4 separate regions of the Homo sapiens genome follow, and regions 2, 3 and 4 are each linked to region 1. The links are chromatin contacts, found by Hi-C or POLR2A ChIA-PET in ENCODE. All regions are on one chromosome and are shown on one strand. The core of a region is the stretch at or near the end of the contact, and the rest is flanking DNA. Distances in the headings are between cores, read along the strand shown.

Region 1 (7,545 bases), core at 5,046-7,545:
GCAGTTTCCGACCCTGGGTACCAGGGAGGTCACCACTTCCCAGCAGCCAGGTGGCTTCTCTGGCCCCGCAATTTGACTTAATGGCAATCTTTCTATTTTTTTCCCTTTTTCTTTTTGTTTAAGAGATGGTGTCTCACTGTGTTACCCAGACTGGAGTACAGTAGCTATTCACAGGTGTGATCACAGTGCATGGCAGCCTTGAACTCCTGGCCTCAAACAATCCTTCCACCTCAGCCTCCTAAGTAGCTGGGACTACAGGTGAGTCCCACTGCACCAGGCTGGCAATCTTTCTTAATTCCTAACACTGTTATTGTTAAACCACAGTAACTTTCATACTGATTTCTTTTTAAGGCAAAGCATTTAATAACATGAAGAGGGAAAAAATGGTAGTGGTATAGAACTATTTTAAAACAAATACTTCATAGGGAAGATCTGAAATAAAATCGAAGCATTGGAATTACAAAATTTAACAAATTTTTAAAACACACATTTTAACAGAAGTCAACTAACTTATCAGCCATAACATAATACAGTAGGTGGATAAACAAAATCTGAACAATTCTTCCACTAGCTGAATCCCTCATTCTCTGCAATAAATTACCCATAGGTCAAGTTGGATACACCCCAGACGACCAGTGGGTAGACAATGTGACTAAAGGCCATTGTGACTCTTGTCAGAAAGGAGTTCCACAACATAGTTAATGGGGGACGCCCTTCAGCTAACTGAAATTCAGAACACCTTGCCACAGTCGGGATGGAAAGTAACCCTGTCCTAGAGTTACCTCCCGACAGGCCTTAGCCTGCTTTTGGAATGAAATACACTCTTACAATAATTCAAACACCCATCTGATTCAAGGCATCAGATCTGTTTCCCATGACAGGTTTCCCTGGCTCAGAAAACTTCCAGGCAGTGGTAACGTGGGACGAGTTCTGCAGCAGGCATAAAGGATGGCCTAGGATTACTTACGACATACAGAAGCCATGCTCTACCTTGGTTTAGCTGAAAGGACCTGAAGCTAAGGGAAGTTACTCAGACGTTAAAGATGTCCACAGTTATCTGGCAACTTTCCACACAAAACAGGACTTTAGGGCCAGCACGGTGGCTCATGCCTGTAACCCCAGCACTTTGGGAGGCTGAGGCAGGCGGATCACCTGAGGTCAGGAATTCAAGACAAGCCTGGCCCAACATGTTGAAACCCTGTCTCTACTAGAATACAAAAATTAGCCAGGCGTGGTGGCAGGCACTTGTAATCCCAGCTACTCAGGAGGCTGAGGCATGAGAATCACTTGAACCCGGGAGGCGGAGGTTGCAGTGAGCTGAGATCGTGCCATTGCACTCCAGCCTGGGCAACAGAGCGAGATTCCAGCTCAAAAAAATAAATAAATAAAAAATAAAAATAAAATAAAACAGGACTTTAGCAAAAACCCTGAAAAGAGCTATAGTGAAACTTCAATGTACTGCTTGCAAGATACTGAGGAAAAGATATAAAACAAATTATGTTTACTACTGACCTTTACAACAGGTAAGTCAAAGACTTCCCGAGCTTCTCCCACCTCTGGATTGTCCCCATCCTCTGAGATTATGTGTGAGGCTAGTGCATTGTAGGAAACTTCCTTCGCTTTTCCAGCCTTGAGAAGCTGAATAACCTAAAAAACAAGAAAATCCACACAAATTAAAATGGGCAATACTGTACTGTACTCTTGAATTACAGAAATAATTATTGGGCATAATAGTACTTTTTAATAAAAACACACCATATTCCCCACATAAAAACTAACAGCCTTTTACTCTGAATAATATGCCAATGAAACTTTCGGGGACAATCAAAAGCAGCAAATCTTGATTCACTGACCAAGTCAATGACCAAGTAATGGAGGCTATTGTGAGTCCAGTAGTGGACATGGTCTGTCCTCAAGACAGATGGGCTGGACAAACCAGGAGACAGCACAACCACTGCTGCGGTGGGGCCACGCACATGGTGCTCCTGAGCTTCCAACTTAAAGACTGGGACATGGGGAGTTTCATAATTAGGGAAAGATTCTGGAAGACAAGATATGTGAGCAGAACCCTCATAAACGTCTGGGTGTTAGGCAAAAATCCATACATCGAGGAAGAGGGAGCAGTGTTGAAGGCACTGAACAGGTGAATACAGAGCAGACCGTAAATGGGCTTTCTTACACACTATGCAAAAAAGTCTGTGCTTCATTCTGGGGTATATGCAGGGCCACTGAAGGATTTCACACAGGAAAAGTAGCACAGATTTCATACAAAGATGACAGTCCATGTGAAAAGAAAGGATTGGGTGGGCTGGCTGTGTTTGGTTGGCTAGATGACTAAAGACAAGAGACCTGTTAAGAAACAAGTGCAATAACCCAGGTGAAAGAGGCATCCACTAAAGTGATGTCCTGATGGGCAGAAAGGAGGAAGATGTGAGAGAATCGGCAAGCCTTGGTGTCTGGAAGGGGTATAAGCAAAAGAGCAAAGTCCAGACTGAAATGGTGGTGAGTACCACTCACTGAGGAACACATCAGAAGGCTGGCAGGTGGGGACACAAGGACGTGTTTTAGTTTGGGCATGCCATTCTTTGGGGGTCGTGTTAATATCTGGCAAGAGGCATCCAGTTGCAGCTAGGAAAAGATGTGGATCTCCCTGACAGAAAGTCATCAGCATTGTTACATAGATGGGAGCCACAGCCATGAGCGTGAAGGTGGTCGCAGTGCAGAATGGGAGGGGAGCTAGAGAGCAGACACAGCAACTGATACTTCAGGGACAGGTAGGGAAGTGCAGTATCACAGGAGAGGAGCGTCAACAGAAGCCAAGGAAGTGAGGGTTAAGGAACAGTCGACAGTCAAGTGCTTCAGAAGAGGTGGGCAGTGTCTAAGCTGACAGTGCACACCAACTGTCAAAGTGACATGGTGCCCACAAAGCTCAAGTGACCCACCAGGGCAACGCTCTTCCAGGTCCCCTCTCTGCAGCAGAGAGCTTTCTTCTTTCACTTATTAAACTTTTGCTCCAACCTCAAAAAAAAATAAAGTCACCCACAAGCTAGACAACCTTTTCAGAATACTTTACCGACCACTAATAGATATGAACTAGAGCAGAGGCTCAATATTTAGTAAGTGAAAAAACAGCGGTCACTGGCCATGGGCCACTTTACCTTTCTTCCTTCCCTTGACCTCTAAGCATTTTTAGCTTCACGCATCCATTCGACTGGTCTTCAGAAAAGGCACCCCTCCTTTTCCTATCCTCCAGTCTGTTTCTGATCCTACTCCCTTCTTCATGAGTTTCCCTGTCCATAGCTATGTTCCCTCCACCTGTAAACAGTAAAGTCACCCACATCCTTCCACGCGCTTGTGATGCAACACAGATCCCTCCCCAGCCCTCTCTTCCTCAGGCACCTTCTCTATTTCCTTCTCAGGACAAACTTCCTGAAGAGTCTAACCTTTCTGTTCTCAGTTTCCATTCACTCTTCAACTCCCTGCAATCCAGCCCCTTCCACCAACACTCTACCAAAAACACTTTACTCGGTTTTCACGAACTTTGAGGATGCCAAAACCAATAGCTTCTCTTCAATCTCCACACTACTGAGTATCTTAATAGATTTATCTCATATCACTCTGTTCCAGATATAGTGATCATCCTGATGTATCCCAAACGCATGAATGCCTTCATTCCTCAGCACATACGCTCCACATGAAAATATTCCTTCATGTTCTTAACTTCTGCTTATCTCAAAACCCAACTGAAATGACATCTACTGAGTGACATTTCAGTGGTGTCTACTTTGCACCCCAGTGGAGAAATCTGCTACACCTTGTACTGTGATATGTCCAGGTGTGCTCCCTCCCCCACCAATGAGGGGCGCTAAAGGGCAGGTACCATGTCCTCTTCACCTCTGTATTATACCTGGCACCTAGTCCATGCCTGCCTCATATTAGATGGTCAACATGTGAACTTATAATCCACAGTCATAAGAGTCAGAGAATCAGATGTCCAGGCTCAAAACTTTTCAGAAAATATACTGTTTCAGATGAAAGTGGTTTGCCAAGGACATTTTTAAGCACTTAGATTTGATTCAAAGTCGAGTAAATATGGTTCCAGTTCAACTTGTTCCAGGTTTTAAGTAACATTTGGTTCAAGTCCCCTATAAGAGCCAAAGTCCTAAAATGAAACACGAAGGCTAGGAAGGAGGGGGAAGAGAAAAATGGTGGATAGCAAAAAACAAAAACAAAAAAACAAACAAAAAAAAGAGGGGCGGGGGAATCATCAATACTGGAAAAAGCTAACACTGTTACAGGCACTCATCTTCATCGCTCCGTGTTCAGCAACTGTTTTACTCTGTAAATTCAAAGATAGAAGGCTTTTTTTTTTTTTTTGAGACGGAGTCTAGCTGTTGTTGCCCAGGCTGGAGTGCAGTGGCGCGATCTCGGCTCACTGCAACTTCCACCTCCCAGGTTCCAGCAATTCTCCTGCCTCAGCCTCCCGAGTAGCTGAGACCACAGGCGCCCGCCACCACGCCCGGCTAATTTTTGTATTTTTAGTAGAGATGAGGCTTCACCATGTTGGCCAGGCTGGTCTCGAACTCATGACCTCAGGTGATCCACCCGCCTTGGCCTCCCAAAGTGCTGGGATTACAGGGGTAAACCCGGCCTTGAAGTCTCTTTACCCTAAAGTTACAGGGCAAAAAGGGTCCAAAAAGTTGTTACAAGGACGAACCTCAAGAAGGCCAAGATCACTCAGCCTTCTACAATTCCTTCTACACCATCCAAGTTCATCTGCGAAATATGAGTCTCCGCCCTTCCAGGCCTAACTCTGATCACTGGGGATCCCCATCCTCCAAGGTGGGGGCCACTGATGTCACACCCAAGGCAACACAACTGTACAGCTAAACTTTTAAGAAGGAAATATTTTGAAGATTAACCTGAAGAGGATATTCAACTAAGATGCATTCCTACCACGGACTGATAACTGTGTGACATCAAACAGATATATTATTATAGGAATACTAAGGAAAACCCACAATATCCTTTGGCGTGAGCCCAAACTACACAAAATTAAATGTGTAATGTGATGGTGTTACCAGGGTACCGTAAAATTAATCGTCCAAGTGGGAAAATCAAGGAAGACGAATGCCAGCCCCCACGTGCAGGGACACAGGCTGGAAGGGAGCGCTCCTCAGCCCCGCACAGGACGGCAGCTGCCCGGGTGGCGGAGGCGGCCAAGCCGGTGCACGGCCACGACCCCCGCCGGCCGAGCGAGGCTGGGGTCCCCGCGCGAGCTGCCCCGGCTGGGGATCCCGGCGCCCCTCGTCCGCCCTCGGAGCTGCTCTCCCGGGAGCCGAGACGCCCGGCGCGGGGAATGGGGAGACGCGACCCCGCGCCCGTCCCGCTCAGCAAAGGAGCAGAGAACGAGGCGGCCCGGTGGGTCGGGGGCGGCGACCCCAGGGCCGCAGGCCGGGGGCTCAGGGCGCGCACTAGGGGCCGAGGTACAGAGCCCCAGCCGCCTTCCCTCCCGCACTCCCCCGGGCCCGGGCCTCCCGCGCCCACCCCGCGGTCGCCCCTGCCCTCAGCGCAGTCAGGCCAGCGGCCTCGGCGGACCCGACGCTCTGCGCCCGGCGCGCGCCCGCGGCAGGAGCGGGGACGGGGACGGGGACGGGGACGGACGGGGACGCGGACGGGGGAGGAGGCCGCGGCAGGGGCGGGCGCGGTACCTGCGGGTCGATGTCGCCCACCGCGTAATACTTGACCTCCCTGAACATCTCCTCAGGAACTTTGGGCGCCTGGTCCGACATGATCGCGGCGGCCCGGGAGGCTCCGCGGCGGCGCCCGGCCCCGCCCACCCCCCGCCCCCGGCCCCCGCGGCGCCCGGCGCCCCCACTCGCCCCGCCAACGGCCCTGCCCGCGCAGCCCGGGCCCGGTCCTGCGAATCGGGGTCCGCTCCCCCGCCCTCCGCGCCCCCGCCCGCGCCCGCGCCGAGCGCCCGAAGCGCGGGAGCCGCGCGCGCCCTGCGGGACGCACCATCCCGCCCCGGCCACCGAGGGGGAGCGCCGAGGAGCCGCCCGGCCTCCAGTGACGCCCCGCGCCTCTGCCGCCAGCCACGGCTCCGGGGTAGCTGGCGCCGGCAGCCCGCTCTGGCCCTTGCGGTTCCGTGGCCGCCGCTCTGCAACGAGGGGGCCCCGAGGACGAGGGGAAACCAGCTCCCCCCTCGGCGGGGCCGGAGTGAGCCGGTCCCGGGGAGGAGGGGAGCTGGCAGGCCCCTCCCGTCGCCACATGCGGCTGCTCGGGGGCGGCGCATGCGCGCGGCGGAGGGGGGGGTGGGGCCTTGGGGCCGCGAGTGGGAGCGGGAGCGGTTCTGCGGCCTCCTCGGGCTTCTTGGCCCTGGGCGGAGTGGGATTGGGTGTCCCGGCTGTTCGCAGTGGCCGCGAGTGCGGCCGGACCTGGAGTAGTACCTGAGCCGCTCTGGCCGAGCAAGGCGCGGGGCCCCGGTCTACACCGCGCTGGACCCGGCTATGCCGTGACGGAATTCCCGAGGCCGTAGCGCCACGCGAGACGCGCACTGGTGGCCTCCGCGGCGAGTCCTGGGGTCTCCGCAAGGCCTCAGTGCCCGAGCTGGGGACGTGCTGGGGGGAGGCCCGGCCCCGTCGCTGCCCGAGGCCCCGCTGTCCCGGCCGGACCGGCCTGGTCCCTGGCGTCCTGTCGGGTCCGCGCTGGAGGAGAGTCCCAGACAGCAGAGCCCGCGGTGCAGCTCCAGCCCCGGGAAGCCCCGCGCTCAACAGGTTAATACTACACAGCGGCGATTCTAATGGTCACGCTTTTATTTACAGCTCGCCTCCCTTCCGCCAAGATTCACAGAACACGGCAGAGTGGCCTCGGGATCACCTGCCCAAGACACCTGCACGACCGGAAGTTGGGAGAAGAAATTAAGGCCATGATGATGAACGCAGCCTTTCTCGTTTATTTCCAATCCCACAACAAACCGGAGTCCAGGAACTCATGGGTGATTATCGGACTATTACCTAGTCGTAAAACTGTGGAGCATTGGTGTCTAAAGGAATCTGAGACAGACCCGCAGTGTCTCCCCCACATGCCTTAAGTCACTTCTGCCAAGCAGAAAATCATTTTTAAGTAAATGTTAGTGAAATTGGTTTTAAAAAAGAGAAGGGGCCGGGCGCGGTGGCTCACGCCTGTAATCCTATCCTTTAGGAGGCCGAGGTGGGCGGATTGCCTGAGTTCAGGAGTTCGAGACCAGCCTGGGCGACACGGTGAAACCCCGTCCCTACTAAAATACAAAAAATTAGCCGGGCGTGGCGGCACGCGCCTGTAGTCCCAGCTACTCAGGAGGCTGAGGCAGGAGAATGGCTTGAACTCGGGTGGGGGAGGTTGCAATGAGCCGAGATCGCGCCGCTGCACTCCAGCCTGGGCGACAGAGCGAGACTCTGTCTCTGAAAAAAAACAAAACAAAACGAGAAGGCTTTCAAAATTACTCTGCGGTACACTAATTTAACAGATTAGATCACTTTCCAGGCTTTAAGTTGGCCTTTGTTC
Region 2 (7,545 bases), core at 5,046-7,545, 2.5 Mb before region 1:
ATGTTGGCCAGGCTGGTCTCAAACTCCTGACCTTAGATGATCTTCCCACCTCAGCTTCCCAAAGTGCTGGAGATTACAGGCGTTAGCCACTGTGCCCGGCCTAAACTTCTTTTCTTTATAAAATACCCAGTCTCAGGTATTTCTTTATAGCAAGGCAAAGAAAGGCCTAATGCGATTTCTCTCTAAGAGGTTGCCTTTTCCTAGTACTTGATTTGCCCTACCAGGTCAGCAACTCTCCTCAAATGTCAGTCAAGGAGAGACAACTTCAATTTATAGCCAACTACCACACCAATCTCTTTCATCCTAAGAACAATTCCCTATGCCACTCCTTAATGGTACACGAAGGGCCATGTCTCAACTACACCTTCCCCATCTTAACAAGAACACGAACACACACACACACACCACACACTCTCAAGTGCCATTATTCATTTTGAACCAAGTAAGCTTATCCTTTGAAGGCACTCTCCATTTCTCCCCTTAATGAGGCATAATTACTACATTAATAATAACACAAATAAAATGCTTCCCATAAGAATAGCATTTCCAGGCGGGGGCGGTGGCTCACACCTGTAATCCCAATACTTTGGGAGGCCGAGGCGGGTGGATCATCTGAGGTCAGGAGTTCAGGACCAGCCTGGCCAACATGGTGAAACCCCATCTCTACTATAAATATAAAAATTAGCCAGGCGTGGTGGACACCTGTAATCCCAGCTGCTTGGGAGGCTGGGGCAGGGGAATCGCTTGAACCTGGGAGGTGGAGATTGCAGTGAGCCGAGATCGCACCACTGTACTCCAGCCTGGGCAGCAAGAGCGAGACTCTGTCTCAAAAAAAAAAAAAAAAAAAAAAAGAATAGCATTTCCAAGCCTTATACATAAACAGTACCTCATTTGATCCTCATCATAACATCAAGGGTAGACATGACCAGTATTATTAGCCTCACTTCACAAAGGAAGAAACTGAGACTCAGACTGTTGTCTCTGGGTATCAGTTTCCAAGTCTGTCCAATGAAGGATTGAGCCCTGTGACCTCTAAGAACTCTTCCACTTCTAAAATTGTATAATTTCCATAATTTGTCTGACATCACTAAGACAGTAGTTAGTGGCAGATTAGGGACCTGAGAGAATGACTTGGTGCCAGGCTGATTCTCCCACAACGTGTTATCTTTGCTGCCAATAGCAATGGCTAACATCAGCTATGCGATATGTCCTGCACTGTGCCAGTTACTCACGAGGCATTGTTATTTATTTATTTATTTATTTATGTATTTATTTATTTATTTATTGAGATGGAGTTTCACTCTTGTTGCCCAGGCTGGAGTGCAGTGGCGCAATCTCGGCTCACTGCAACCTCCGCCTCCCAGGTTCAAGTGATTCTCCTGTCTCAGCCTCCCAAATAGCTGGGATTACAGGCGTCCATCATGCCTGGCTAATTTTGTATTTTTAGTAGAGACAGGGTTTCACCACGTTGGTCAGGCTGGTCTCCAACTCCTGACCTCAGGTGATCTGCACGCCTCAGCCTCCCAAAGTGCTGGGATTAGAGGCGTGAGCCACCGCGCCAGTCCAGAGCATTGTTGAATACCTACTCAGCATTGTCCTCCATCCCGCTGCGTAAATGTATTGAGATTTCAGTTACATACACACTTAATGGAGAAGGCGACACCACCCCTGCTCCAAGGATGTACTCTGATCGACACTTTCCATTCTTCTGGCCATAGTCATTGGGTGACTTGGGGGCTCTGAACTGGAATGCCGGAACAGAAGTACACTCTCTCCTGCTGAACATACATTAGGAAGCACTGGCTTCTGCTGCTACTGGCAGCCTCTCTGTGGCCCTAAGGGGAAGCCTCAGGATTCTTGTTTGGAACTGATAGTTTTTAGCAGCTAAAATCTGAGACGTCTATACCGTATCCTTAAAACTCTGAATAAACAACATAGGCAAAGACAGATGATGTCACTGAGACCCAGAGAGGATATTAGACCTTGCCCAGCATACATTACCTATTGGGGGCCAGTTAGGACTAAATTACAAGTCTCCAGCAACTGACCTAGGGTTCTCTTGGCCTCAGCATGTGGAAGGGGCCCCACGTGCAAAGGTTCCGGATAAAGATCAGACTGTGATCTAGCTGATGAACAGAACCCAGAAGTATGTTTGAGGGGGAGGAAGGAGGAGGCTAAGAGAGGCCTTCTTATGTTCTGCTTTTTTGCCCTGAGGGGATGACACTTAACCACTGCAGAGGCTGCAGCTGAGCCGCAGGGATGGTCACACTGAACCAGTAGTTCTTCCCTTCCCCCACTCTAAACCTCTGCCAAGCAGAGAGCCTCTGAGACTGCTCTGGAGAAAGGGGCTGCCTGCCAACTATCTGCCCACCTGGGGCCAGGGTGAGGGCAAGGCCAGTGGCTACATTCTGTGAACAGCTGGAAAAAAAGTAGGCAACACAGTGGCCTTGGGACAATGGCCTTCCCACTCTCCTTGTCACGAAATAGCAGGATTAAAAAAAAAGGGGGGGAGGATATTTATTTAATCCTTTTGTTACAAATTAAAGTTGCTAATTTGTTTTCAAAAATTGCAGGAAATAAAGTACACGAATCAAAGAAACACAAAATATTTAAAAACAAAATAGCTATTCTCCCAACTTTCTTACTTATAGGTATGTCTATACAATTGTGGCAGAATCCAAAGGGAAGGACAGTTTGGTTAGTCCATTTGGTCACAGCAAATGTACCTGTTCATTTGTTCATCAACGATTTGTTGAGCACTCACCTTGTGCCCTGAAGATACAGTTCAGAAAAAACACCGAAAAGGCCCCTGTGTCCAGCAGCTCACATCTTAATGGTGGAAGGGAGATGAAGGAGAACAGACCATAATAAGTAAGTAAACAATGATTTCAGACTGTGCCAAGAGCTCTGAGGAAAACACGGTGATATGATAGGGAGCGGGGAAAGGTACTTTAGGTACAATGTCAGAAATGCCTCCCCCAGGCCAGGCGAGGGGGTGCAAGCCTGGAATCCTAGCACTTTGGGAGGCCGAGGTGGGTGGATCACTTGAGCCCAGGAGTTTGAGACCAGCCTGGGGTTTCACCATGTGAAACCCAGACTCCACAAAAAAAAAAAAAAAGACAAAAAAAATTGGCTGGGTGCCATGGCTCATGCCTGTAATCCCAGCACTTTGGGAGGCCAAAGCAGGTAGAGCTCAGGAGTTCAAGACCAGACTGGCCAACATGGTGAAACCCCGTCTCTACTAAAAATACAAAAATTAACTGGGCACCATGGTGGGTGTTTGTAATCCCAGCTACTTGGGAGGCTGAAACAGGAGAATCACTTGAACCCAGGAGGTGGAGGTTGCAGTGAGCCGAGATCATGCCACTGCACCCCAGCCTGGGTGAAAGAGCAAGACTCTGTCTCAAAATAAATAAATTAATTAAATTAAATTAAAATTAAAAAAATTAGCCAGGTGTGGTGGTGCATACCTGTAGTCCCCACTACTTGGGAGGCTGAGGTGGGAGGATCACTTGAGCCCAGGAGGTCAAAGCTGTAGTGAGCCGAGATTGCACCACTGCACTCCAGCCTTGGAGCCTTGGCAACAGAGAGAGACCCTGTCTCAAAAAAAAAAAAAAAAAAAAAAAAAAAAAAGAAAGAAAGAGAAAGAAAGAGAAAGAAAGAAAAAAGAAAAAGAGGCCAGGTGCAGTGGCTCATGCCTGTAATCCCAACACTTTGGGAGGCTGAGGTGGGCAGATCACTTGAGGTCAGGAGTTCGAGACCAGCCTGACCAACATGGCGAAACCCTGTCTCTACTAAAAATACAAAAATTAGCTGGGTGTGGTGGCAGGCACCTGTAATCCCAGCTACTAGGGAGGCTGAGGCAGGAGAATCACTTGAACCTGGGAGGCAGAGGTTGCAGTGAGCCAAGCATGGGCGACAGAGTGAGACTCCATCTCAAAAAAAGGAAAAGGAAAGGAAAGGAGGAAGAAACGAAGAAACGAAGGAAGAAAGGAAGAAAGAAAGAAAAATAAAGAAAAGAGAGAGAAGAGGGAAGGGGAGGGGAGGGGAGCAGGGAAGAGAGGAGAGGCTGGGCCCAGTGGTTCACACCTGTAAGCTGAGGTGAAGGAGTTTGAGACCAGCCTGGCCAACATCGTGAAACCCCATCTCTACTAAAAATACAAAAATTAGCCAGGGTTGGTGGCACGTGCCTGTAATCACAGCTACTCAGGAGGCTGAGGCAGGAGAATCGCTTAAACCTGGAAGGCGGAGGTTGCAGTGAGCTGAAATCGCACCATTGCACTCCAGCCTGGGCGACAGGGCAAGACTCCGTTTCAAAAAAAAAAAAAGGAGAAAGAAACAAAGAAAGAAAGAAAAATGCCTCCCCAAGGTGACAGACGAGCTAAGCCAGGCGAAAAGTCTAAAGAAATTCAAGTGCAAAGGCCCTCTGGCAAAAAGGTCTTGGCAGAAAGGTGGTCAGTGTGCCTGCTGCACTGAAACTGCTCCTGTAAGGCAGGGATCCTATAAGGTAGGCCTTGAATGTCATGATGGGGAGCTCGGTTAGGACCCCCATGATAGGTAGGAAGGCAGCTGGAAAGAGCAGTTCTGCCATTTTTACGGATACATTCATGAGCCATGATGGGTCGTCCTGGTGGACCTCTGGAGCCTGACCTGGGTCCACGTTTGAGGTCTCCGACTTTAGTGACCCTGGGAAAGTTACTTGAGTTTCCTCATTTGAATAGCCAAGGGTTTCTCGTGTTTGATGCCAAATGCCTTGTGCGGGGATTGGCTCCAAACCTCAGCCTCATCAGTCAATTTATCCTTACGTTCAAGAGCAGCCATTTACAAAACGAGCTCAGAAAATTAAAAAAAAAATACAAACTTTAAATCGCCAGAATACTGCATAAACTAAAAGTAGGCCGGGCGCAGTGGCTCACGCCTGTAATCCCAGCACTTTGGGAGGTCGAAGCGGGCGGATCACCTGAGGTCAGGAATTCGAGACCAGCCTGACCAACATGGAGAAACCCCGTCTCTACTAAAAATGCAAAAATTAGCTGGGCATGGTGGTGGGCGCCTGTACTCCCAGCTATTTGGGAGGCTGAGGCAGGAGAATTGCTTGAACCCAGGAGACGGAGGTTGCAGTGAGCTGAGATCGCGCCACTGCACTCTAGCCTGGGCGACAGAGCGAGACTCCATCTCAAAGCAAACAAACAAATAAAAACAAAGTAAAAGTAAATTCCCCAGGCAAAGCTGATTATATTGCTGGGATAATCGACTTTGTCACTGCAGTCTCACTTGGTACTTTAAGAAACTCCATCTTGATCCTAGGTCTGGGTCGATCTGGGCGTTCCTGCTAATTTTCTGTTTTAAAAACCTAAAGCAATAAAAATGTTGATATTGACATTTATCATTTTTATCCTCGCCCTCTGCCTTGTTTTGCTGGGAGATCTGTTCCACTTGGCTGAGTTTAGGGAGGGCGGGGAAGCGGGGGAGAAACCGAGGCGCAGGGTGGAGAAAGGGAGAAGCCTTGCAGACTGAACACATGAGAAAACCTGGAGAAGGGATTCGCTGCTGCTTATTTCAGGGAAGAAAACCGAGAAGTGAAGCACAGAGGGGTCAGGTTCCGGGAGCGGCGGGAAGGTTGTAGGGGGCCCCAGGGCAGGTCCTGGAGCTCAGGCAGCCGGCACCGGGAGCCCAGCTCAGGCTGCGGGGTGCAACCGGGCAAGAGCGCTCGGGCTGCCGAAACGGGAGGAGATCAGAAAAAGGAGAGACATGGAAAAAAGGAGAGGAAGAGGAGCAACACTCAAGAGGGAAGGAAGAAGGCAGACACTGAGGAACGCCCGCAGGAACCCGCAGACAAGCAGAGAGCCGGGCTGCGCTGGGAGCGGGGCCCGCGGAAGGGGCGGGGCGCCAGGCGGCTCGAGGCCAATGGGAGGGCGGGCCGGGGCGAGGGCGGGGCACTAGGCGAAACGACGCCAATGGGAGGGCGGGCCGGGGCGAGGGCGGGGAATTAGGCGGTGCGAGGCCAATGGGAGGGCGGGCCGGGTCCTCTGGGCTGAGGCGGGGTGCCAGGCGGCACGAAGCCAGTGGGAGGGTGAGTTAGGGGCAGGGGCGGGGTCCCAAGCCAATGGAAGGGTGATACCGAGAGGGCGGGGCGCCAGGCGGCGAGAGAGCCAATGGGAGGCCGAGCCGAGGACCGCGGGCGGTGGGCCTCCCCCCGAGAGGAGGGAGACCCGGAAGGCGGTGGGGGCGGGGAGTGGAGCTGACAACCTGTCAAATCCACTTTGGGACGAACTAGGTCACGCGCTCCGCGGGTCGGGCACCCCCGCCCGCCAGGCACGGCCGCGGCTCCTTCCTCTTCCTGCCCGCGGTAGTGGGGGTGGGGCAGGCCTCGGGACACCTGCCTCCGCCGCCGGCCGCCGGCCGCCGTCCTCGCGCGGCTTCCCGGGCGGCTCTGCCCCGACCGTAGACTCCCGGCCCGCTCGCCGCGGCAGGAGCCGTGGTTCCGCGGACCTGGGCGCGCTCTCTCCCTGGCCACTGGGAGACCCCCCGCGGCCTCGCGGGGAAAACCTCGGGACTGCCCCGCGCCCCCGGCCGTCTCTGCGTCGCTCCTTCTCGCCCGCGACCGTGGACTCGTCCTCGCGAGCCTGGGTTGGCGGAAGCTGCGGGGGCCGGGGTCGCACTACTTGGCGCGGAAGGGCCGGCGGTGGGCGGAGGGATCCCCGTCCGCGGGGTGAGCCGCTGGGCGGAGCCGGGAGGAGCCGCGAGGATCCGCAGTGGGGAGCCGGGAGGAACCTGGCGCCGGCACCCACCCGCCGCGCCCACGCGTGCCGCGGTCGCTTGTTTCCCGCGGGAGCCCGGCCGCGCTCGGGGGGAGGCGCGCGCGCAGCTGGGGCTGCCTGGGTCTAGGAGCTCCGGAGCCACCGTTTTGTGCCCGTGGAGCCGCGGGGAAGGCGCACGCGCTCGGGTCTTCCCGGCGGGTCGTCCTGCACTTTCTCCCTCTCCGGTACGGACCGCGGCGTTCTGTTTCCAGGCAAAGGAAAATAAGTCAAAGACTCAGAAGGCAGCCTGAATCCAGGGCCTGGGATGCAGGGTTTGCTGGAACGCCAGCCGGTGCGATCGCGCCCCTGGGATTCCGCTTAGCCCGCGCGTCCATTTCCCTGCATGGTGGACTCAGTAAAGCCGGATCTGTCCAACGCCTGCAGCGTGGATGTGGAGGCGGACTAATCAACTAGTGCTCTGTTATTATTTCTACCCATCCCTTTTCTCCATGCTAATTTGCTTAGAACTTTAACATTGAATGGACAGCAAATGTCATGTTCTGTTTAATTATCACTCCTTGACCATTATGTTAATTTCTTTCCCTAACAAGGTGACGCATTGTTTTAAGTAACAATGACCAACTCATCTACTCTTCTTCCAAATTGTGTAAATTGAAGGGTAAAATGTGGGAAAACGCTAAATTTGAATGCTAAATTTGAACATTTCACACAACAATAATTTGAAATGCTTCTTTGCAATATTATGGCGTTTCGGAACAGATAAAAATACTTCATTTTCAGACAT
Region 3 (7,545 bases), core at 3,603-6,102, 2.3 Mb after region 1:
TTTACAGATAGGGAAACCGAGGCTTGTTGATGTGGGTAAAGTCAGTGCGTCATCAGCCCTAAAGTTTTATTGGGCATCAGGGGATGTGGGCACCACAGGGAACCATGCCTCGCACCCCTGTGGCCACTCAGCCTCCAGTCTGGCCCCAGTCAGCACTGGGTCCTCTTCCCTCTGCCCTGCAGCCTCTGTGCTTGCTGGCCCATGAAGCTTCTCGGTCCACTTTTGGCCTTGAACATTTCAGCTGCCCTCAACCCCCGGGGCTCCCTGCAAGCCATTACCCCAAATCCATCCACATTCTCCACGCTCCTCCTTTCTTTCTTTTATTTTTTGAGACGGAGTTTCACTCCTGTTGCCCAGGCTGGAGTGCAATGGCACGATATCATCTCACCGTGACCTCCACCTCCTAGGTTCAAGTGATCCTCCTGCCTCGGCCTCCCGAGTAGCTGGGATTACAGGTATGCGCCACCACGCCCGGCTACTTTTTGTATTTTTAGTAGAGACCAGGTTTCACCATGTTGACCAGGCTGGTCTTGAACTCCTGACCTCAGGGGATCTGCCCACCTCGGCCTCCCAAAGTGCTGGGATTATAGGCGTGAGCCACCGCACTCGGTCTCCAAAGACTTTTCACTCCTACTTAAATCTTTTCTGGGATAAATCCTTGTCATTGAAAGACCTCGTTGTTTCAAAAGAGTTAATTAAATATTACCATTTAATCTCCAAGGTGTTTATACCTGTCCTCCCTAACTGCTATGTGAAGTCCATCAGGATGGGGACCTTGTTTTGTACTGGTTGCTTTTCTTCATGATAAAATTTATTGTATTGACATGCTTCTTAAAAATTATGTATGTATTTGTTTAGAGACAGAGTCTTGCTCTGGCACCCAGGCTGCAGTGCCATGACATGATCACTGTTCACTGCAGCCTCGACCTCCTAGTCTCAAGTGCTCAAGTGGTCCTCTTACTCAGCCTCTTGAGTAGCTGGGACTATAGGTGTGTGCCACCATGCCCAGAAAATTTTCTTTTTTCTTTTTTTTTCCTGAGACAGAGTCTTGCTTTGTCACCCAGGCTAGAGTGCAGAAGCACGATCTCTGCTCACTGCAACCTCTGCCTCCCGGGTTCAAGCAATTCTCCTGCCTCAGCCTCCTGTGTAGCTGGGAATATAGGCATGTGCCACGACACCGGGCTAATTTTTTGTACTTTTAGTAGACATGGGGTTTCGCCATGTTGGCCAGGCTGGTCTCGAACTCCTGACCTTGTAATCTGCCCACCTCAGCCTCCCAAAGAGCTGGGATTATAGGCGTGAGCCACTGTGCCTGGTCATAATTTTCTATGTATTTATTTTTGAGACAGGGTCTGTGTTGCCTAGACTGGAGTACAGTGGTGCTCTACTGAAGCCTGGACCTCCCTGGGCTGAGGTGATTCTCCCACCTCAGCCGCCTGAGTGGTTGGGACTATAGGTGTGTGCCACCGCACTTGGCTAATTTTGCTATATTTTGTACAGATGGGGTTTCACCAAGTTGCCCAGGCTGCTGTCGAACTCTTGAGCTCAAGCAATCTTCTCGCCTCGGCCTCCCAAAGTGCCAGAAAAAAATAATTTATTTTTGGTAGAAATGGGGTCTTGCGGTGTTACCTAGGCTGGTCTGGAATTCCTAGGTTCAAGCAATCCTCCTGCCTCAGCTTCCCAAAGTGCTGGGATTACAGGTGTGCACCACTGTGACCAGCCTGATACGCGTTTTAATGTGTGTGTGTGTGTGTATATATATATACACACACACACATACACACACATATATTTTCTTTTTCGAAGGGGGAAAAGCTATTTGTGGCTAGCCTACCACTTACAATGTAAAATTCATGTCTGTGCTGCTTACATTTCAAGATGAGCTCACAATCACTGTAGGGACGTATTGACATGTAAAATGTCCCATGATAGTACTGTCTGTCCACACTGAGATGGAACTAAACCTCCATCAATCTGCAAGCAGATAGGTTACATGTGACAGTGCCAAGCTGTGCACATATCTGAAATTCCAGTCTTTGCTGAGATTATTTTAGGTTTTATTATGAGATGCCCATACTAACACAAACTATTATTTCTTCCTTTTGAACAGTCATTTATATAACCAGTAAAAAAAGAGAATAGAGGCTGGGCTTGGTGGCTCATGCCTGTAATCCCAGCACTTTGGGAGGCTGAGGTGGGTGGATCACCTAAGGTCAGGAGTTTGAGACCAGCCTGGCCAACATTGTGAAACCGCATCTCAACTAAAAATACAAAAAATTAGGCATGCATGGTTGCTCATGCCTGTAATTCCAGCTACTCAGGAAGCTGAGACAAGAGAATCACTTAAACCTGGGAGGTGGAGGTTGCAGTGACCCTAGATTGTGCCACTGCACTCCAGCCTGGAGGACAGACAGAGAGACTCAGTCTCAAATAAGAATAGAGAATCCAGTCAGATTTTCCTTTGCTAACTGATCATTTGCTAGAAATGACATGCAGTAATACAATTAAAGTTTAAGAAACACAAAAAATGAGCCCAGCACAGCGGCTCATGCTGGTAATCCCAGCACTTTGGGAGGCTGAGGCAGGAGGACTGCTTGAGCCCAGGAGGTTAAGGCTGCAGTGAGCCATGATTGAACCACTGCACTCCAGCCTGGGTGACAGAGCAAGACCCTGTCTCAAAAAAAAAAAAAAAAAAAAAAAAAAAAGGGCAGTATTTCATTTTGAAGTATAACAATTACAGCCATTAACCAAGTGTTCCAGTTGTCTAAAATGAGGCAGGTGTAGACGGAAAATTTTCCCTGTACTCTCTGAAGGTTTCACAACTGAGTCTCTGAACTAAGCTGACAATAGACAGATTCGTAAGAGAAAAAGTATACAAATCTATAACATGTACTAGGGCATCCCAGAATCCAGTGAGATCTGGAAGCTTATACAGCCCCTTCATAGAAGAGAGGGGAGGCAGATGCAGGCAGCTCAGGGGAGAGAAAATGATTTTTTGCCTTCAGAATAGGTGGTGGCCTGTGGCAAAATCTGTCTGGGTGTGCAGCTGACGTCCCTTGAAGCTCTTCTCCCGTGATCCTGGCTCATTCTTCCCTGGATGAGACTTCCAGGGAGGGGGTCAAGACAATTGAGTCCCTTTGGGATGATCTGTCTTTATGTAAATAATGGGGGATTCACAGAATGCCCCTCCCTGCATTGGCAGGTCCCCATGTGCCCTCAGTTTGAGGGCATACTAATGTGGTAATCAGTGAACTAGTTAGTAATCAGTATCCTAATATGGCATAATTCAGGGTGGCATTTCTCCAACTCTTTCATTACTAACGAGCTATTTTAAACCAAAAGTGATTCAAGTGTTAAAGTGCCTTTTACTTGAATATCTCCCAGGCTTAAACGATCACGAATTCATAAGCGTTGTTAGTTCAGAAGGTGGCTGAGCAGGCCCCCGGAATTCAGTGTCAGCATGCCACAGGATCTGAAGTTCAGGAAAGGTGTAACAAAAAGGGATTTTTCTTTTTTCTTGAGACAGAGTTTCGCTCTTGTTGCCCAGGCTGGAGTGCAATGGTGTGATCTCCGCTCACTGCAACCTCCTCCTCCTGGGTTCAAGCGATTATTCTGCCTCAGCCTCTGCAGTAGATGGGATTACAGGCATGCACCACCACACCTGGCTAATTTTTTTTGCATTTTTAGTAGAGACGGGGTTTCTCCATGTGTCAGGCTGGTCTCGAACTCCCAACCTCAGGTGATCCGCCCGCCTTGGCCTCCCAAAGTGTTGGGATTACAGGCGTGAGCCACCGCACCCAGTTGAGATTTTTATTTCTTAAAGGAAAGGATAAGGTGGGCCAGGACTAAGACAACACAGTAGCAAACATCTGGCTGAATGCTGGAGAGGAAGACAGTGGGAGATCCAGGCCAGGCTCCATGGACGAACTGCTTGTTGGCTCCTTAGGCTTTGGGTCTGCGGGACCCTTTCGCTACTGGGAATGGGAGCCTGTCTGACTGCACTGGGTCTGAGACTCCCTGCTCCTGCTGGTCACCATCTACACGCATGTGGTGTTGGTCTCCAGGGTTAGAACCAGAACCCCTGAGGACGCGGGAAAGGCTAGGAAGCCTGGGGATGACCTAAAGTCCAGCTATCAAAATGCGCCGCGTTTTCAGAAAAACTACTGCCACGATTTAACCTAAAAAGCTTCATCTGTATTTTCTGCCACAGTTTGCTTCCGTTTCCTTCAGTCACTATTCCCTGGCGAAGTCTCCACGCGCTCCCGTTCGCCGGGGAACTTAGGGTATCCGGGCTTCCCTAAATTGACAAGCGGGGGCCGGCGCCTTCGCCCGCCTTCGCTGGCCGCCGCTTGGTTTGTTCTTCTTCTCCTTCGGGGACTTCTCCGCCCGCGCCCGCGCCCGCGCCCCAGCTTTCGTCCCGCTGTGCGGAGATGCCACCCAGCTCCACCGCAGGACCGCGGAGCGAGAGGCGGCAGACGCGCTCCGGGGGCCGCCGGTCAAGAGGAAGATGAAGGGCGCGACGACTTCGCGGTTTCCAGAATGGGCTCCTTCTGGCCCAACAATAAGTGCCATTTGGAATCTTCTCGGCCTTCTCTGTGCCTTCCGCGCGTCTGGGCTCCCCGGTACCGTAGACCCGGCCCCGAGCTCCGCCCCCTCGCCCTGGGCTTCCCCGCCCCCTCGCCCCCAGTCTCCTGGGCTCTTCGGGGCGGCGGAAGAGCCGAGAACCTTCGCGAAGGTGGGGCGGGCGCCCCCGAGGTTGGGCCCGCGGTATGGGCAGTGGAAACTGCGCATGCGCGGCGTCAGGGTCGGGCGGAAGTTGACGCCGCCGTGCCGCCGCCGCGTGACGCATTTCCTGTTTGTTGTTGGAGAAAGGAGAGAAAGGAAAGCGCGAGGAGCCGCCGCCACCACCAGCGCAGCAGTCCTGGAGCTGTGAGGAGATTCGGGCCGTCACCCTGCCTCCCCTGCGTCCCGCCACCGGCCGCTTCTGTCCTCGGTGAGGGTCTGTTCCGAGGGTCGGGGGAGGTCGCCTAGGGCCCCGCGCGCGCCCGGCAGACGGCGGACCTCACCCGGCGCCTGGCAACAGCGCGGGGGGTGACCGGGGTCGCCGGCCGGGGAAAGGACTGGACGGGGCGGGGGCCGTGGCCGGGGTTGCGGGGCGAAGGGTGGGCGGGGTCCTCTGGGTCAGGTCTGGGGCCGGGGCCGGGGCTGGGGTCTGGGGCCGCCCGGCCGCGTCCTCCCCGCCCGGCGTCCTTGCCGGAACGCGGCCCAGCCTCCGCGGCGGCGGTTGGGGGTGGGGCCCGGCCTGGGAGCGGCCGGCTGGGGCTCGGCTGGGGCTCGGCGGGGCCGGCAGCGTGGGAGGCGTGGAGCGCCTTCTTTTTCTAAGGCTCCCGCACTCGCGTCTGAAACCAGAAACGGGAGTGGCTTGCGGAGCAGGAATGCCGCAGCCGTGCCGCCAAGTTCGGAGGGAGAAGAAGCAGGTGGGGGACCGCAAAGCCCTGTTTCTAGAACTCCGGACGGATTGTTCAGAAGTTTGTGGAAGAGCAGGCTGCCTTTCTCACTCAGAATGTTTGTCTGCTTTGCTTTGCGTTAAAGAATCTGCACCGTAGTTGATGCAACTGAAGTTTATATAAGAAGTTTACATTAACTCTTACCTAAGGAAGGTCAGTGACACACGCAGTGTAAACTGCAAATCATATATTGGCTCGAGAAAGGTTTTGGCACTAGCGAATTTTTTAAAGGATGGGTTTGCTAGTCAGACGTAAACTTCTGTGCTAACTTCTCACGTAAACGGGGCAGGAAACAGCGCAAGTAGAACGATCGTGCCACCACCGAAGGGGTGCCGCCTGCGAGCTCGGAGGCTTCAGCCTGTTTGGGAAGAGTAGGCTGAGCGGCGCTCTTTGTAGTTTTCAACGTTTTTATTGAGTTGCGAATTTTAGTAAGGATTTGTCGCTACAATTTAAGCCAAATTATTGATTTAGTAGAAAAGTTAGAGTGAAGACCGAAGAAAGGAAACAGACGTTAACCATTAAAGCTTGATTGCTGCTGCTTCGTGTTTAACCGCACTTTTCCAAATAGTGTTGCGTATCAGAACGATTCATGATTTCTGAAAGGAATTATATGCAGCCGCCTTACTCCTCCGCCAGTCCACCCGTCCCGCGTTCTCTCTGGGTTTACTCCAGACTTCCTTTTTTTTTTTTTCCTGAGACGGAGTCTGTTCTGTTGCCCAGGCCAGAGTGCAGTGGCGCGATCTCCACTCACTGCAACTTCCAGCTCCCAGGTTCAAGCGAGTCTCCTGCCTCAGCCTCCTGAGTAGCTGGGGTTACGGGTGCTCGCCACCATGTCCGACTAATTTTTGTATTTTTAGTAGAGACGGGGGTTTCACCGTGTTGGTCAGGCTGGTCTCGAACTTATGACCTAAAGTGATCGCCTGCCTCGGCCTCCCAAAGTGTTGGGATTAGAGGCGCGAGCCACCGCGCCTCGCCGACTCCAGACTTGTTTCCACTCCTGAGGGCCTTAAGCTCCCTTGGAGTTTGTGCTTTCACATTTCTTTCTGCCTTCCGTGATAAAGGGATGAATAGTTTTTATGCACGCTTCAGCGAGCTGCGGGTTTTTGTGGATTACGCAGGCTGTGAAATTTGGGAAGTAAGTTGCCTTAAGTTGGTAGATGTGGAGATTTGACAGGAAGTGGGAGAACAAAGGGGTTGGGAAGCTTTTGGAAAGTGTCCAGGCTTCATCTGTGCTGTGGAAGGTGAGAAAGTTGGGAATTCCAGAGGGCAGAGCTCTTAAAGAATTTGAGATGAGTTCAGCACTCTCTTCAAAACAGTGTTTTAAAATTTATTTTCTTCTGGATATGAAAGTGTTAGGTTTGGGAAGTAATTCTGGCTGTAGGACAGTTTTTCCGGAACACTAGGTGGGGAGTGTTGAATGTTGTGAAGACTAAAATATGCATATGGTATTACAGTGTGATACCTGTTACTGAGTGGCGTACATTAGCTTTCATTTTTAAGCAAGCCCGTAATTCCCTTCTATTAACTCTGTTTTGGACAGTGGTACCCGTCACCCTCATCAGTCTTCAACCTAGATAACCTAAATCCAGGTCTGAGGTGGGGGTGGAATGGTCTGTTTGCACCTTTTTTTTTTTTTTTTTTTTTTTTTTTTTTGAGACGGAGTCTTGCTCTGTCGCCCAGGCCGTAATTAATGCGGTGGCGCGATCTCGGCTCACTGCAAGCTCCACCTCCCGGGGTCACACCATTCTCCTGCCTCAGCCTCCCGAGTAGCTGGGACTTCAAGCTTCCGCCACCACAGCCGGCTAATTTTTTTGTATTTTTTTAGTAGAGACGGGGTTTCACCGTGTTAGCCAGGATGGTCTTGATCTCCTGACCTCGTGATCCGCCTCCTCGGCCTCCCAAAGTGCTGGGATTACAGGCATGAGCCACCGCGCCCGGCCTTTTGTGTGTGTGTGTGTGTGTGTGTGTGTGTGTGTGTGTGTGTGTGTGAGATGGAGTTTAGCTCTTGCCCCTGCTGGAGTATAATGGCACCATCTTG
Region 4 (7,545 bases), core at 165-2,664, 2.0 Mb after region 1:
ACGCCCCAGTGGGGGACCTGGCCCAAGTTCCTTTCCCCGGTGATAAGCCCTGACCCCCATTCCCGGGCCTGCCTAATTCAGGGCGCTCTCGGCTCGCCTTCCCCCGGCGACTTCCTTCTCCTGCAGCCTTCGGGTTAATCATTAGATCTCAGTCTCACACCTCCAACTGCCCCTTCCCGTTAAGAGAGGAAGAGAAGGCAAGGCCTGCGCATGGCCATTTTAATAATTCGCTGCCCGTCTCATGCCTGGGGGTCCGGGCGAGTCCTCGCAGGCCCCGGGCAGAGCCGAGGCGGCTTCGCAGCTCTTCCCCCGCTCGCTGGGAGCCAAGCGCAGAGAGGGGCAGGCGGTGCCGGTGGAGGATGCGCGAGGCCCTCCCGCCACGCGCATCCACGGGGGCCGCAGGGTACTCACAGTTGAAGTCGGGCATCTTAGGCAGGATCATGCCCGCGGTGGACGCGCGCAGCCACTGGTCCAGCTGGAAGGTGCCGGCGCCCAGCTTGATGGGGTCGGCGGGGTGCGCGGGGTGCGCGCCTTGCACCTGCGGGTACGAGTAGGAGAGCGCCGGGTGCTGGCCCGCCAGCGCAGCCGCCGCCGCCGCCGCGGAGTAGCCGTAGACCGGGTGGCCGTAGAGCGCCGCCTGCGCCGGGAGGCCCGCGCCGCCCTGCGCGCCCCCAGGGTGCAGCCCCAGCGCCAGGCCCCCAGCGGCGGCGGCGGCGGCGGCGGCGGCGGCAGCGGCCGCTGCGCCCGGATGCGCGTGGTGGTGGGGCCCCCCGTGCCCGCCGCCCGTGCCGCCGCCGCCGCCGCCCGCGCCCAGGAAGCCCGGCTTGGGCAGCAGCGCGCAGTGCGCGGCCAGCAGGCGCGGCGGCGACGGGCTCTCGGCGCGCAGGCGGTCGGCGGGCGCAGCCGGCGGCTCCGAGGACGCGGGGCTGCAGCTGCCGCTAGTCCCGCCGCTCGCCCCGCCGCCGCCGCCGCCACCTCCGGTGCCAGATGCGGCGGCGGCGAGCGACGTGACCAAGGCCAGCGGCGCGCTCTGCGCAGAGGCGGCTCGTGGGGGGTCCACCGCCAGCAGGGCGTCGATGCGGAAATTTTTGGATTTTTCCATCGGCTCGTTTGGGGCTGGCGCTCAGGGCCCGGTGGCGGGCGACGCGGCCGTGTGCGGGCTCGCGGAGTCAGTGCGTGCGGTGCAAGCCCGGGGGCTCGGTATTGTTATGGTGGTTATTTGCCAATAATCAAAGTCGCCGCCGGAAACTCAGCCGAGGGTGACCATGGTCCCGGCGCCTCCTCCGTGCGGGCCCCGCCCCGGGCCGCGCTCGCACAAACTCCCACGCGAGTGCTTCCCCGCGTCCGGGCCCGGGAGCCCGGTTCTTTGCGCTGCAGCCCTCAGGCGACCGCGCGGAGGCCGCTGCCGCCGTGGTGGGGACCCGCGCCCCTCCGCGCACTTGAAGCTCAGCGCGGCTTCCGATTGGCGCGCGCAGCGGGGGCCCGGGGAGGGCCGCGGGCTCCGCCATTGGCCGAGGGGCGCACCTGTCACCGTCCCGGCCGCCCGCCGCCCCGCCCCCGCGCCGCGAGGTCCTAAGCAGCCCGGGCTGTTGCGCGGCGCTGGCGGGCGGGGACACCAACGGGGAGTGGATACTCCGAGGCTCAACCTGGGGCCTCTGCCCGCCCTCCCCTGGGTGCGGAGCCGGACGGCGGGCACTGGCAACCCCCGGGCCCCTGGAGAGCCCCGCGGCGGCCCAAGACCCGCTCCCGAGACACGTGGGCCCCTCCGGACTTGGTTGGTCCCTGGAGCCAGCTGCGCGCGTCCTCTCCGGCCTCCTTGTCGGCGCTGGAGTGGGTCCACGTCTGCCTTGCGGAGCGCGGTGGTTCCACGCTCCTGAGCGCCCACGCTGCGCAGACCTGGCCGCTCTGCGAGGCGACGGCAGCGCACTGAAGACCGTGGTGTTTCCCAAGCCCTCCCTGCTCTCGGGCCTCCAGGGCGCAGCAGGGGAGGGTTTTGTCCCCGTGGCCAAAGCTCTGCAGGTCGAACCTTATCTGCTATGGGAAGGCCCCGCATTTTCAGGTGTGTGTGCGGGGGTGTGGGGGTGTAAACGCGCATGTGAGTGTGAGTTTGGCCTCCACGAATCCTCTCTGGGAGCCCCTGCCCCAGTCAAGGCGGAGACGGTAGATCTGGGCGCTCTGGCCTGCAGAACCCAAGTCGGCTTGCAGACGTCGCCCACGTGCCTGCTCAGTGGAGCGGGTCCTCGGTGACAAGGCTCTTCCTCGCTGCCGAGGGATGCCCATGGGCTTGCGGGAGTCAAGGCCCACACACCTCGGCCCTGAAAAACCCGTGGGGCCCGGCATCCTTCGGAAGCCCTGCCGCTGCGACCCCCGGCCAGTCCCCGGGCAGGAGCGGGGAAAGGCTATGTCTCTCGTGCTGCCGGGGCCTCCTGGGAAGTGGAGAGGAAAGGGCTTCCCGTGAGTGAGCGAGGCACGGAGTGAGCATCCAGGTCTCACCCCTCCCCCACACGCACACTTCAAATATTTACAGTAAAACCACTTCCAAGGGCGTTTTTGAAGCTGAAAGAATCCACACAGGGGTCGGGAAGTCAAGCGGCATCAACACCAGGCTTTGTCAATAGCGCCATTAGACCCAGTTATCTTCCCCAGCAAGCGTGAGAACTGGGAGGGAGTTCCAGGTTCCAGGGCTTGCTATGCAGGTGAGAGGTGAATAAAGGACCGGAAGGGGCTGTGGAGAGGGGAGAGAGCCAAAGAGAAACTCAGTGCCAGGTAAACTTCAAAATTAGCACGCCAGGTTGCTACAAGAGGGATTTTTAAAAAGGCAAATATAGAGACCTTGCCACTTCTCCTCAAAAGGCTTTTGACCTAGGCGAGAGTTGATGACAGTGACTCTGTTGCCATGAGTGGTATCGTTTTCATTATAACACAGGGTAGTTCCCAGATGCACAGGACTGGTTGGAAGGTTAGGAGGATGGCAATGGATGAGTAACTGCAACTTGGAGTAAATGTGATCTGGCTTTGCAGAGCCGACCACTGGTAAAAAGAAATCCCAGGCATTCACATGGAGTTTGTCGTGCCTTTAGATGTCTTTGTGGTGACACAAATGCAGTTCTACCTCTCACTGGAGAGAGGGAAACACGCGCATTTCTTGAACACCTACTATGTGCTATGAGCTTTCTGCAATTCTCATCCGTAATCTTCACTATGACACTAGAAGGAAGATTTTTATCATCTCCGTATCTCCATTTTCTTTTCTTTCTTTTTTTTTTTTGTATTTTTGGTAGAGACGGGGTTTCACCGTGTTAGCGAGGATGGTCTTGATCGCCTGACCTCCTGATCCGCGCGCCTCGGCCTCCCAAAGTGCTGGGATTACAGGAGTCAGCCACCGCGCCAGGCGCCCCCCACTTTTTTTTTTTTTTTTTGAGATGGAGTTTTGTTCTTGTTGCCCGGGCTGGAGTGCAATGCCATGATCATGGCTCACTGCAACCTCCATCTCCCAGGTTCAAGCGATTCTTCTGCCTCAGCCTCCCCAATAGCTGAGATTACAGGCATGTGCCACCAGGCCAGGCTAATTTTTGTGTTTTTAGTAGAGATGGGGTTTCACCATGTTGGTCAGGCTGGTCTCGAACTCCCGACCTCAGGTGATCCACCCACTTCAGCCTCCCAAAGTGCTGGGATTACAGGCATGAGCGACCGTGCCCGGGCTATCATCTCCATTTTCTAGAGTACAAGTTCAGAGAGTTTGGGATCCTTGTTCCCAGCAGACAGTTTGGCCTTAGAGCTGGGAGTGGGACCAGGTCTGATTGCAGAGGCCACACTGTTCCCACCCTGCTGCCCTCAAAGCTTTCAGGTACACCTAGCCCTGAGTCCCCATCCCATCTGTTTCTTTTTGGGGAGGGAAGGATTGTAAAGGAGACCAGAGATTCTTAGCCACCTGTCCCAGGCAGGAAGCCCTAGCTGTGACTCTGCCTCCCCAGGGTAGAGAACACAGCCTTGGCCTCCTCCTCCAGGGGTTTGGCACCAAGGCTGACTTGCCTTTCTCTTCTCATCACCCCCATCTGCTGGGGGCAGATTGCTTGGTCCTGAGGTCAATGATTTAGGGAGCTGGGGGAAGGGAGTGGCTGCAGAAGAAATCTCCCAGGATGGACCTTGGAGAAGATGCTGTTCCTCTCTCCAACCAAAAATACACACTGCCAGGGTGATTTTAGTTGGTGATGGGGTGTGTAGTCTAGACTCATGACATCAGCCATCTCCTTCAACAAAATCACAGTGGGTGTTTTCTGGCTTTTTTTTTTAACTCCTAGAGGAATTAATTTCACCCCTTTTTGTTCTGTAATAACCATGGTCCAAAACCCCTTCACACCCTGTCTCATGTTTCTATTCTGCCTGAGACCTGCTGAGGACACCTCCCTGAAAACACAGACAGGACAACACGTGTGCAGGTCCTTCAGGTGTCTGTACCACCTGTGGGGCTGTGCAAGGCTGTCCGAGGAGGCCTAGCCTAGCAGCCCTGCGTCCTGTCCGGACCGCCCCTCTGGCTGAGGTGCCATTTCAGGAATCTGAAGCTCCTTATCTCGATGGATTTGTTTCTTTGTCTACAGAAGCAGGGGTTGGACCAAATGGACTCTAAGGAGCTATAGGGCCTTAAAATGATCAGATGTTCTGCTTATATTTAAGAATATGTTAATATAAAAAGGAGGTTCTCTGTAAAGCTGCATGGAGAGAGGCAGGTGTGGGGGAGAGAGGGAGCTATCTGGGAAGTGTGGATCTTTGTGTGGTTTACAATGTGTGAGGCGGAGCCTGCTGGGTCTCTTCCTGTTCCCAGTATCTGTATTGATCCAGCCCAGCTGGCTTTGGGGCAGTCTGGAGCTGGGCTTGGGTCTTGGGAAGGGCCACAAAGAGAGATCAAAGGTCTGATCCTAGTAGTGCTACCAAACCTGAGTCTCCAGGTGAGTTTTCTCTCCAGCGGCCCCAGGGGCAGAACTCAGCCCTGGAGAGTTCTCCCTGGAGCTCTTGGTTTCTCAAGACAGGCAGAGAGGGCCTGGTGCACCCTAATCAGCTGGCCCCCACCACAGCTCCTCCCTGCCCAGCGCGGGAGCCTGCTTTCTACAGGCCTCCTGTTAAGGAACTGAAGAGTGCCTGCAGCTGCCCTTCCTTCCACTACTTGGGAAGGAGATGGTGATTTCTACAAACCATCACAAAAGAAAACGCCGTTGTAGTCTGTGTCTGTTTACATCTGGACTTACACACACAACTGGGAACCCGTGAGGACTGGGGAAAAAACCTGTACATTCACATATTCACAAGATGCGAGGCAGGTATCATGCATTTATTTATCATTTAGATATTGCTTTTTTTCCATGTGAAATGGAGCAGTTGCCTGGAAGGGCACTGGGTGGCTGAAGCAGGGGGCAGATCTTGCATTTCCAAAACTGAAGCCCAGGGCCAACAGAGAGGACTTGGCTGCAGAGGGGCCCAGGCACATTAGTCCTGTCCTGCTGAAGCCATGTGGTCTTCGGGGACTCATGCAGTTCCGTTTCAATGTAAACTGTCAAGGCTTTCTTCAGGAAACAGGCATGAAGATGCTGTGTAACTGGCCGGAGGGACCTAAGCACGAGTTTGAGATGGGACTTGCCCCTGGCACAGGAAGTAGCTTAGTTAGGCTGGAGTGGGAGCCCAGAGGGTCAGAGCAGGAACTGCTGGGAGATGCTCCGACCTCCTTCCTGGAGCTCAGAGGGAAGGAGAATCTGTGGAGAGGGCCTAGGCTCACCGGAGCTGGGGACATCTGCTCAGGTCCCCCCACCAACCCCAGCCCCTTCAGAGCAATGGGGGCCAAAGGCATCAAGTCATTCATGCTGTCCTTTGATCTGCTGACCTCCTCTATGGCCCCTGGGAGCTGGGCCTTAAAGGAGTCTGGAAAGGGTAGGCTCAGGATTAGCAACCCAAAGACCTGCAGCTCAAACCCTCAAACCGAGGCGGGGCCTGAGGTGGGCCCAGGTCTGCTGTGTGCTCCGCTCTATGGGTTTTCTCCCTCAGCCCCTCCTCCTCAGCCTCTCCCTGCAACCTGGATTTCCTGTTGCCATTTTAGAGGGCACCCTCACCCCGACTCCTCTCGCATGGCCAGCACCACCCAGGCTGCACTGGCAATGTGAGCCCCCCAGAACACCCCAAGTCACTGGCTTGACCCTCTCCTCTGAGCCCAGCCCTGGCTGCAAACAACCAGCCCCTACCAGGGGGGCTTGGCGAGAAGTTAGGGAGATGCCACAGGATTTAAATTAGTCAAATTCAGTGACCCAGGGGCCTTCTATTTTTGGAAATTTCCTCCAGAGACAAAAATCTCTGCTTCCTTCCAGACCTTGGGCAGCCTCCCAGCTTCCCTGGACCCTGAAGGGAAGGGACAGGCCTGGCCACCCTGGGCTCAGCTTCTGGCCCAGGTCTCCTTCTGACACAAGGTGAAATCCTTTCCAGCCTCTTCGAAGCTTCTTGTGTCATAAAGAGAAACAAACCTTGGGAGGGAAGAGAGGCTCCTTTGAGCCCCTTTCATTGTTTTGGGGGAATAACAACCCTCCACAGAAATGAAAGCCTTCTCTGGAGTCTTTTTCTCTTTGCTACAAACATTTTATTTTGTTTTATTTTATTCCAGATTCACGCAGGGCCCTCTGCAGACTGTTGGCAGAAAAAAGGTAGCCACCAAACACATGCATAAGCTGGACTTTTCCCAGAATGCTGCAGCAGAACTACCCTCCAGATAGACACTAGCCTGCGGGCCACAGTGCTACGTGAGTCTTGCAAAGAGGAGATCTTTATGGCGAGGCTGAGAGCACTGCCTGCATGCTTTACCAGAGCCCAGCCTCCAGCCTCCACGGAAAATGTGTTTTGGAATCAACACTCTTTGCAAAGGCTCCACACTGCTTTCTGGTAGCATTGGCCTGGGCGCCCAGGCACTCCTTTAGAACCCACCTGTTCCCCCCACCCACCCTAGTGGGAGGAGGAGAGGGTTACACTGACAGATACCGGCAGCTCTGCAACCCGGGAACAACGCAGACAACATACAACTCGACAGAGTCACAGAAGGTGGCGTCCATCGCGCCTGGATGGTGACTACTGCCCTGCGGGCTGCTGGGTGGGTGAAACACACAGGGAAGAAGCACAAATACACACACAGATGTGGCTCAGGGACATTTGAATGCTTCAGTGTGTGAATTTTTTAGCGCATTCTGACTCGAAATTATGGCTGAATAGTGGCGCACTAATGTCCAAGTCCATGTTCGATAATGGCAGGAAGTCTGCACTAATTGGTCTATTTAGTAGTTGCTGAGGTGGCAAAAGCTGCAGCTGCTGGTGGCTGAAAGAGAGAGAGAGAGAGAGAGACCTCCTCTTAGGCCACTTCCCAGAGCTGTGGCAGTGGGGGAGGGGGAATTCCCCAGGATGGTGTTTGTGGTCAAGTTCACCTCTGGCAACCCTGCCTAAGCTCTTCTCACAGGTGCACGCATTCAAGTCCTGAAGAGCCCTCCCCGCCCCCAACAGTGTTCATGTCCCGGGCTGGGG

Evidence for each region. Hi-C counts contacts between places; a loop is a spot of excess contacts on that map. ChIA-PET counts read pairs that join two places held with the same protein, here RNA polymerase II (POLR2A). Pooled maps may share reads with other maps.
Region 2: a map of CD4-positive, alpha-beta memory T cell shows a loop between it and region 1 (16-fold over the local background). The contact joins the promoter of LINC01003 here to the promoter of PAXIP1-DT in region 1. A Hi-C loop is called at or near these places in 1 of 168 maps with a recorded cell type or tissue (CD4-positive, alpha-beta memory T cell), 2 of 37 single-sample maps with no recorded cell type and 12 of 50 pooled maps.
Region 3: a pooled map shows a loop between it and region 1 (7-fold over the local background). The contact joins the promoter of DNAJB6 here to the promoter of PAXIP1-DT in region 1. A Hi-C loop is called at or near these places in 2 of 37 single-sample maps with no recorded cell type and 7 of 50 pooled maps. POLR2A ChIA-PET finds 5 or more read pairs at or near these places in 1 of 52 experiments (naive thymus-derived CD4-positive, alpha-beta T cell).
Region 4: a loop to region 1 is called in a pooled map, with 8 times the contacts of the local background. The contact joins the promoter of MNX1 here to the promoter of PAXIP1-DT in region 1. A Hi-C loop is called at or near these places in 4 of 37 single-sample maps with no recorded cell type and 4 of 50 pooled maps. POLR2A ChIA-PET finds 5 or more read pairs at or near these places in 1 of 52 experiments (OCI-LY7).

What each region holds. Positions count from the first base shown.
Region 1 is chr7:154,997,138-155,004,682 of GRCh38, forward strand. It overlaps PAXIP1-DT (PAXIP1 divergent transcript), which reads left to right and starts at 6,296. Exons shown (of 1, transcript NR_028090.1): 1 at 6,296-7,545. PAXIP1 (PAX interacting protein 1) reads right to left here and starts at 5,987. Exons shown (of 21, transcript NM_007349.4): 1 at 5,712-5,987; 2 at 1,513-1,647. The coding sequence starts at 5,792. RefSeq lists silencers at 5,128-5,277, 5,448-5,817, 5,848-6,537, 6,558-6,637 and an enhancer at 6,882-7,383.
Region 2 is chr7:152,457,829-152,465,373 of GRCh38, forward strand. It overlaps LINC01003 (long intergenic non-protein coding RNA 1003), which reads left to right and starts at 6,296. Exons shown (of 1, transcript NR_027387.1): 1 at 6,296-7,545. RefSeq lists a silencer at 5,928-6,947 and enhancers at 6,220-6,721, 6,722-7,221.
Region 3 is chr7:157,332,152-157,339,696 of GRCh38, forward strand. DNAJB6 (DnaJ heat shock protein family (Hsp40) member B6) reads left to right here and starts at 4,853. Exons shown (of 10, transcript NM_058246.4): 1 at 4,853-4,993. RefSeq lists enhancers at 1,952-2,031, 4,301-4,803, 4,804-5,307, 6,036-6,085 and silencers at 4,566-4,725, 4,916-5,125, 5,186-5,375.
Region 4 is chr7:157,009,249-157,016,793 of GRCh38, forward strand. It overlaps MNX1 (motor neuron and pancreas homeobox 1), which reads right to left and starts at 1,415. Exons shown (of 3, transcript NM_005515.4): 1 at 412-1,415. The coding sequence starts at 1,102. It overlaps MNX1-AS1 (MNX1 antisense RNA 1 (head to head)), which reads left to right and starts at 1,609. Exons shown (of 2, transcript NR_038835.1): 1 at 1,609-2,059; 2 at 6,641-7,176. RefSeq lists silencers at 577-626, 637-706, 1,217-1,826 and an enhancer at 7,501-7,545.